Linked DNA regions of Mus musculus: region 1 is linked to region 2. Evidence: chromatin loops called from intact Hi-C (ENCODE). Cell type or tissue: heart. All regions are shown on one strand.

Evidence for each region. A loop is a pair of places that touch in the nucleus more often than their neighbours do. Peaks named below come from ENCODE experiments on the same cell type or tissue, not always from the same donor. Only the 100,000 strongest peaks of a DNase experiment are listed, where the experiment ranks them.
Region 1: a loop joins it to region 2, with 12 times the contacts of the local background. A loop is called at or near these places in 37 of 42 quality-filtered maps.

What each region holds. Positions count from the first base shown.
Region 1 is chr1:181,879,434-181,883,433 of GRCm38, reverse strand. Gm33669 (a long non-coding RNA gene) reads right to left here. Exons shown (of 4, transcript XR_865801.2): 2 at 2,454-2,798; 3 at 2,140-2,208. Among named protein-coding and RNA genes, the nearest start is that of Gm33669, 3.0 kb to the right of the region's middle. In heart, CTCF peaks have their summits at 1,634 and 2,340 (motif pointing right); a DNase peak (open chromatin) is centred at 1,753; H3K4me3 peaks cover 368 bases; H3K27ac peaks cover 657 bases.
Region 2 is chr1:181,727,192-181,731,191 of GRCm38, reverse strand. All of the region lies in intron 55 of Dnah14 (dynein, axonemal, heavy chain 14), which reads right to left. Among named protein-coding and RNA genes, the nearest start is that of Gm33612, 100 kb to the right of the region's middle. In heart, a CTCF peak has its summit at 2,306; no DNase peak of the experiment used is centred here.

The DNA of each region.
Region 1 (4,000 bases), 150 kb before region 2:
CCACCACCACCACCAACAACAACAGAGACACTACCCAGATGCTCAGTTACATTTAAATTTCAGGTTGACAGTAACCTTAGAGTAAAAATGATTTTATCGCAAATATTGTGTGACATACACCTATTCCCAAAAGCAATTTGTTCATCTGTTGAGAAAAGGCCAAGAAGCAGCTCTGGTGAGGACTTCCAGAAGAGGTGAACACCAAGAAAAGACGTTGAGGGAGCAGCGGGTGTTCCTGTGTGCTCGGGGCCTTTCTGAAGCCAGTGTGGATGGGCTTCCTTGAGTGTAACTGTGTTAAAGTGCAGATTCTGGGCCCTCTCCTAGGCTGGTGACTGATGGGAGCGGCTGCGGCTCTACAGCTCTGGGTGAGCAGACACCAAATTTGAGGCCCTGCGTGCTGAGGTGTTTGTCTCATGTCTGGGGATTCTGTGCAGGCAGCAGTGAAGTGGCAAGACTGTCTTGGGCAGCCTAAGCAGGAGCCACCTTAGAAACAGTGATTTCCCCAGGGCCTGGGACCAGGCTTCCCCACATTGACAGAGGACAATGGTAGAGATCTAGGCCAACCTGCTTCCTCAAGGCTGTGGTGAAGTTGAAATGAGAAAATAAAAAACCGATGTCGTGTAGATTTTGACATGCTCAGGACCACCTCTCCCTCCTCTCCCTCTCCTCCTCCTTTTCCTACGTTTTTGGTGGTTGTTTTGAGATAGACTCTCACTATGTAGCTCTGGCTGTCCTGCAACTTAGACTAGATTGGCCCAGAACTCACAGAGATCCACCTGCCTCTGCCTCCCCAGTGCTGGGATTAAAGGTGTGTGCCACCACCACGCTGGGTTTAGGATCTTCTTGTCAGAGCTGGGTGGGGCTTGGCATGGAGTGACACCTCCTGTCTTGGGGCTCTTCTGCCATGGGTCTGACAGGTGCTAAATGAGCATTCTACCGTGGAGCTATAGCCCATGGACTTACTGCCCTTTCCTGTCAGTCAAGAGGGTCTCTTGCAGGAGGAACAGCTGTCTAACGCTGAACTGGGAACACACAGCCAGCCATTGTTTCCCACATCAAGTTAAGCCTAACACCAGCTTGCACCTCCCTGAGGAGGACTGTGCATCACTGTTCCATCTCAGGGATCCCTCCCACCCAGAGTTTACCTAGGAACTCCTGAGCTCAGAGGTCCCGTCTCTGCCACATTGACCTCAGGCTATGCTCAAGAGTCCCTCACTGTTCTCCATCCCTGGGGATCTGTGTGCCTATACAAAGCCCAGGTCACTGCCCAGAGGGCAGTGTGCACTGCATTGCTGCCTCGGGAAGCAGGCTGTCCTTAAACTGCCCAGCAGAGAAAGCCTCTCCCTGCTGGGCCATGGGCAACCCCATGGATGGCTTTTACATCCTTAGAAAGGCTGTTCTTTCCTGCCTGGACACTGTCAAAGCACAAAGGATTCCTTCATCTTTTCATCCTTCCTGCTCCCCGCCCCCCAACTTGGCTGAGAAAGGCAAAGACATGCCTTACCCTCTGGGCTTGGGGAAGAGGCTACCACTCTCACTAAAGCTCTGGCCTCCAGCCAGATAACTGACCAGTGTCAAAGATGGTGCATGGGTCAGGAAAACGGTGTTTGCCTGATGATCGGTAGTCCAAAACCAGGTGGCGCTCTAGGCCCACCCTGGGACCTGCCAGAGCTTGCCACATCTTGTTTCCGGTCCCACTCAACCTCGCTAAATTGCGGCTCACTTCCCTCTCACTTGGGCTCCCAGGAGGAGTGCTGCCAAATACCCAGCTTACCCAGGGCTGGCTGACTGGGTGCAGTGCCAGGTGTATGTTGGTCTGTGCTTTCTTTCTCAAGTCAAAGCCAGTAGCCAGGGCCTCATGCCAACCCTGTGCAGACTGGCCTCTGCGGCATAGCGGTTCTTCCCGAATTTCCTTGCTGAAACGACACTTGGGATGACCCTAGTTGGCGCATCCTCTGGGCTCACCCTCCCCCACCAAGAAGCTGACCCACTTTTCTCTCTCCCCATCCATTGCTGCACTGAACGCTAGGCGCCTTCACCCAGAGAACAGGACCCCATCTAGGCCTCTAGTCTCTTACTCTGAGGATTTAGGACTTTCCTGCCAGAGTACGAGTTATGAGACAGAAATTTCCCGCCAACCTTGCGTCCTAAGAGAGTGTTGGAGTGAGGTCCGCCAGCTGGGCAGGGGTTCAAGTCCCTCTGGGGCCGCTGCATGAAACCTGGGTTAAGGAAGATCTGAAAAGGGCTTCCCAGAGGTAGGTCCCTCAGCCTAGAGGCCAGGCTTTCAGGCCCCACCCGCACCCCACCCCGACCCCTCTCACACCATCCTTACTCTGAAGCTCACCACATGGTGGCGCTGTAACAGAGCTACACCTATAGATGGTCCCGGGTTTCAGGCTTCATCCCATCTCCCACCAACTATCCCTTTGTCTCCGTTTACTTGGCTGAGGTACATGGTCCACAGTAGTCTGGTGGCTGGGAAGTTCTTTCACACAGTCCTCCAGGCAGTGGGGGCCCGGATGAGGGACGTAGATCGCATCCATTCCGGGCTTTGGAATACTCATTGCCTGGTCTGGGTGCTGAGACACTGCGACCTGCACTGGCTGTGGGTACAGGGTGCTGAGACACTGAGACCTGCACTGGCTGTGGGTACAGGGAGAGCACAGAGTAACCCCAGGTGCCTGCCAGAACTTACCAGGCCATCTGCTCCAGAGAGGGGGATGGGAGTATTTGGGAGGGGGGGCTAGTCTTTAGGGCAGGGCTTAAACTTTTTCTGTTCGCCACCCCTGTATGAGACCCTAGCAATATAGAGACAAAAAAAAAAAAAAAAAAAAAAGCAAACAATTACATTTACAAGTAATAACTCACAAAGAAATTTTAAAAGCGATTCTTAGACATACATATAATTATAGCATTTATTAAGGATGAAAGCAAGTTTGTATAGAGGTTTGTTATATTTACATAAGGAATATGACATTGGCTATATATTTCACACTGTAGAACATGGAATATCTCCAGTATTTTTCAGAGGCAATGTAAATTCAAAATAGCAGAAATATGTCTAGAGCCATTTCAGAAATTGTGGGGAATTCTGTCTTAGTCTCAGAGCCACAATTCACTTAATGATTTTTTTTTAAAATGAAATTCAAGACAGCAGCTCAAACAGCAAATCTGAAAATCAAATATGCTTACATAATACAACCCAGAGATACATTTGTGGGATACATGCTGAGGGGTGTCAGTGGGAAAATATCAAAAGTGTTTGTTTCCCATGATTAAGCCTCCATGTTTGGGTAAGAACAGAAGCCCGTGTGTGTGCTGTGAAAACACTGTGGTTTGTATTGCACCTATCTCAGATCTGAGCTCAGGGGTCAGGCAGCATCTACCGCTCAGACACCAGGTCATACACGGTGCACAGCACACATGTGTGTTCAGAACCAAGTCTGCAGGGAAGCCACACTCTGCACCACAGTTGATCGATGCCCAAAATGCTGGAGATGCACTGAGTCTTTAGTTCTGATGTAACATTTGCTCCGTCCCATACAGAGTCATGACCACGGTTTGAGAAGCTGGGCTTTCTCTCTCTCTCTCTCTCTCTCTCTCTCTCTCTCTCTCTGTGTGCGTGTGCGTGTGCGTGTGCGTGTGCGTGTGTGTGTGTGTGTGTGTGTGTGTGTGTGTGTGTGTGTGTAGAAGCAGCCCCTTTCCCTAGGTCCTGGCATGCTTTTCCTGCTGAGAGCCAAGAAACTCAACACACTTGAGAACCCAAAGCCCCTACAGAGACAATGTGTGCTGTGTGCTCCCTCAAACCAAAGTGTTCTGGGGACAGGTGGACCATGCTCTCTGAGACCCAGCATGGTTATAACTGAATGAGGACGTGCCTGCTCCTAGGTATGTCTGAGGAGATGGTTTTTATTGTAGATATGAGAAAGAGACATCTGGAAGCATCCAGAGCAGGGAGAAAAGGAAATAGCTGCGACATGGCCAGGAGACAGGAACAGGG
Region 2 (4,000 bases):
TTGGAGCATAGATGTTCAGAATTGAGAGTTCATCTTGGTACTTTTTTCCTCTGATGAGTCCTCTTCCTTATCTTTTTTTTTTTGATAACGCTTGGTAGAAACGTTATCAAAATATTGATTTTATTCAATATTAGAATGGCTACTCCAGCTTGTTTCTTGTTCCTTGGAAAATTGTTTTCCAGCCTTTTACTCTGAGGCAGTGTCTGTCTTTGTCACTGAGATGCACTTCTTGTATGCAGCAAAATGCTGTGTCCTGTTTACATATCCAGTCTGTTAGTGTATGTCTTTTTTTTGGGAATTGAGTCCATTGATGTTAAGAGATATTAAGGAAAAGTGATTGTTACTTCCTGTTATTTTTGTTGTTAGAGGTGGAATTATGTTTGTGTGGCTATCTTCTTTTGGGTTTGTTGAAAGATTACTTTCTTGGTTTTTTTTCCCCCCTAGGGTGTAGTTTCCTTCATTGTGTTGGCATTTTCTATATATTATCCTTTTAGGGCTGGATTTGTGGAGAGAGATTGTACAAATTTGGTTTTGTTATGGAATATATTGGTTTCTCCATCTATGGAAATTGAGAGTTTTGTCTGAATTGGCATTTGTGTTCTCTTAGGGTCTGTATGACATCTGCCCAGGATCTTCTGGCTTTCATAGAAGAGAAGAAGTCTGGTGCAATTCTGATAGGTCTGCCTTTATGTTACTTGACCTTTTTCCCTTAAACAGTCTTCTTTTGTTTAGTGCATTTGGTGTTTTGGTTATTATGTGACGAGGGGAATTTCTTTTCTGGACGAATCTATTTGAAGTTTTGTAGCCTTCTTTCTTGTATGTTTATGGGCATCTCTTTCTTTAGGTTAGGGAAGTTTTCTTCTATAATTTTGTTGAAGATATTGACTGTTCCTTTAAGTTGGGAATCTTCACTCTCTTCTATTCCTATTATCCTTAGGTTTCTTCTTCTCATTGTGTCCTGGATTTCCTGGATGTTTTGGGTTAGGAGCTTTTTGCATTTTGCATTTTCTTTGACTGTTGTGTCAATGTTTTCTATGGTATCTTCTGCATCTCAGATTCTCTCTTCTATCTCTTGTATTCTGTTGGTGATGCTTGGGTTTATGACTCCTGATCTCTTTCCTAGGTTTTCTATCTCCAGGGTTGTCTCCCTTTGTGATTTCTTTATTGTTTCTATTTCCATATTTTAGATCCTGGATGATTTTGTTCAATTCCTTTACCTGTTTGTTTGTGTTTTCCTGTAATTCTTTAGGGGATTTTTTATGTTTCTTCTTTAAGGGCTTCTACCTGTTTACCTGTATTCTCTTGTATTCCTTCAAAGGAGTTATTTATGTCCTTCTTAAAGTCCTCTATCATCATCATGAGATGTGATTTTTCAATTAGAGTATTGCTTTTCTCTGTGTTAGGGTATCCAGGGCTTGCTGTGCTGGGTGAGCTGGGTTCTGATGATGCCAATTAGCCTTGGTTTCTCTTGCTTATGTTCTTGCCCTTGTTTCTAGCCATCTGGTTATCTCTGGTGTTAGCTGGTCCTGCTGACTCTGTGGCTTATCCTTCCTGTAAACCTGTATGTCAGTACTCCTTGGAGATCAGTTGTCTCTGGGAGGAATTTGAGTATGGAGAGCTGTGGCACAGGGTCAGCTCCAGGTTGCAGACAGAAACCAGAAGGATCCTGTCCCTGGCTGTTCCTTAGTTCCTATGACCTAATGGCTCTGGGAGGGTCCCTCTTGGGCCAGGAATTTTAGCAGAAGTGGTGATCTCACCTGTGCTCTCAGGTGTGTGAGCACTCTAGGGAGACCAGCTCTCTTCTGACAGGATGTGTGTATGGAGAGCTGTGGCACAGGGTCAGCTCCAGGCACAGACGGACTCCACTTCATTTTTGAGACAGGTTCTTTTACTGGGAACTGGCAATTGCTGATCTAGTCAGCAAGCCAGCGTTCAGTGTTTTACACAGGTGCTGGTGATCAAATTCTTTATGCTTCTGCAGCACACGGTTTAGTGACACAGCCATGGTCCAGTCTCAGCTTACTTATTTTATCTCTGAACAATATTCTACAGTACAAGTTATCACATGCTTGTTGTGGTTCATCTTGGTAACTTTTAGGCTTTGGCCATTATGAGTAAAGTCGTTTTATCATTCATGGGCAAGATTGTGTGTGGCTATAAAATTTCTAGTATAGAGGAGCATGCTTGCGGGATCATATATCCAGGCTATGTTTAGCTTTGTAAGACATTGCCAAGCCATCTCTCAAAAGTAACTGTGCCACGTGCATCCCTACCAACAGAAAGTTCTGGTGTCTGTCTCCCCCTGGCGATTGCTGCGACTGCTCCTTAGGATTCTGGTTCACTTCATGCTCAGGTGCTGCTATTACCACAGGTTGGTTTCCTCCATGTGAAAGGATTCTGAGGATGTTTTCTTGAGGTCCTGTGAAGCATCTGCTCATTTTCAACTGGGCTGTTGGCCCTTGTGACTTTCTTCAAGTAAGATTAGGTAGAATTATGAATAAAAACACTTGCATATATGTGTGTGTGTGTGTGTGTGTGTGTATTTTTTCCATTCTGACTCTGCCCTCTATCTATTTCCCAACTCTCCGGCATGCTGTTTAGCCTCTTCTGAGTCTAGAATCATAAGCTGAATAAGTCTAGGTAGCTTTATGTTTCCCAGACACAAATATTTTGCTATAGCCACTCAAAATGGACTAGAGTCTTTGTCTAGCCTTGGTATTGGTATTGCTAGACAGAAAGAGAAGTTGGAGATTAGTCCCTCTATTTTCTCAAAGAGTCTGTGAAATGTTGGAATAAACTCTTCCTTAAACAGTTGTTAGAATTCCCCAGTGAAGCTGTTGGACTTTGAGATTTTCTTGCGGGAAGTTTCAGAATTTTTAGCTAGATTCCTTTATTTGTGACCTTAGAACCACTAAGACTTTCAAGTTCTTCAATTTTTCTTAGTGTCTGTGAGAATTCTCAACTTGGCAAGACCTAGAATCGTCTGGGAGACAGGCCTCTGGGCAAGCTTGTGAGGGAATTCTCTTGGTTACATGAATTGATAAAGAAAACTCATCTGGCTGAGATTCTGGCCTGTGTGTGGAGAAAGGAAACGGAGCGGTGAGCATCACCCTCTTCTTCTGAGTGTGGATGTCCTGTGACCTGCTGCTTCAGGCTCCTGCTGCCTTGAAATCCCTGCTGGGATGAGGATGAACTGTCTCTGCACTGCAAGCCCTCTAAGTAGGAAAACTCCCGTTCCTGTAAACGATCTAACTGACTATTTGCGGAGGACCCCTTACCGCTGTAACGGCAGGACTGACCTGACTACTGGTTTTAATAACACGAGTCTCACCTCACGGCACTGAGACTCTGAAGATTTTCTTGATCCTCTAGAGAACCAACTTTCAGGTTTATTAAAATCCTCACTTGTTTTTCTGTTGCTTCTTTTCTACTCCATTAAACATCATCATCATCGTTATTATTACTTGCCTTGGGTTTGATTACCTTTTGTTTTTGTAGTTTCCTTTTTGTAGTCTAGGCTATTGGTTTGAAGTTTCTTCTTCTTAAGTATAAGCATTTAGACGTATAGATTTCCTATGGATATTCCTTTAGACATTTATTGTAATTGCTTTCTTTTTTCCAAGGTATTTTCTAATTTGCCGATTTTCAAAATTTATCAGATCTACAGTCACCTTGGAGACAAATGCCAGGGCATGTGTGAGGATTTCTAGATCAGGCTAATTGATTTGAGAAGACCGACCATGGTGGGTGTCACCAACCCTCAGGCTAGAGTCCCAGGCCACACAGATGGAAAGCCTCATGCAATGCCACGCTTAGAAGGGACACAATGTCAAGACAACAGCTGAGTGGGGGACAGATTTACTTTTTACTGTGTTACAGATAACATGTTCATGTGCCAATTTTTTTTTCTACTTTCTCATTGCAAACTTTCCTTTTAATTTTGTCATTAATGTCTTTTTAAGAAAGATTGGTTAAGTAAAAATCTAGTTGTTCTGCATGA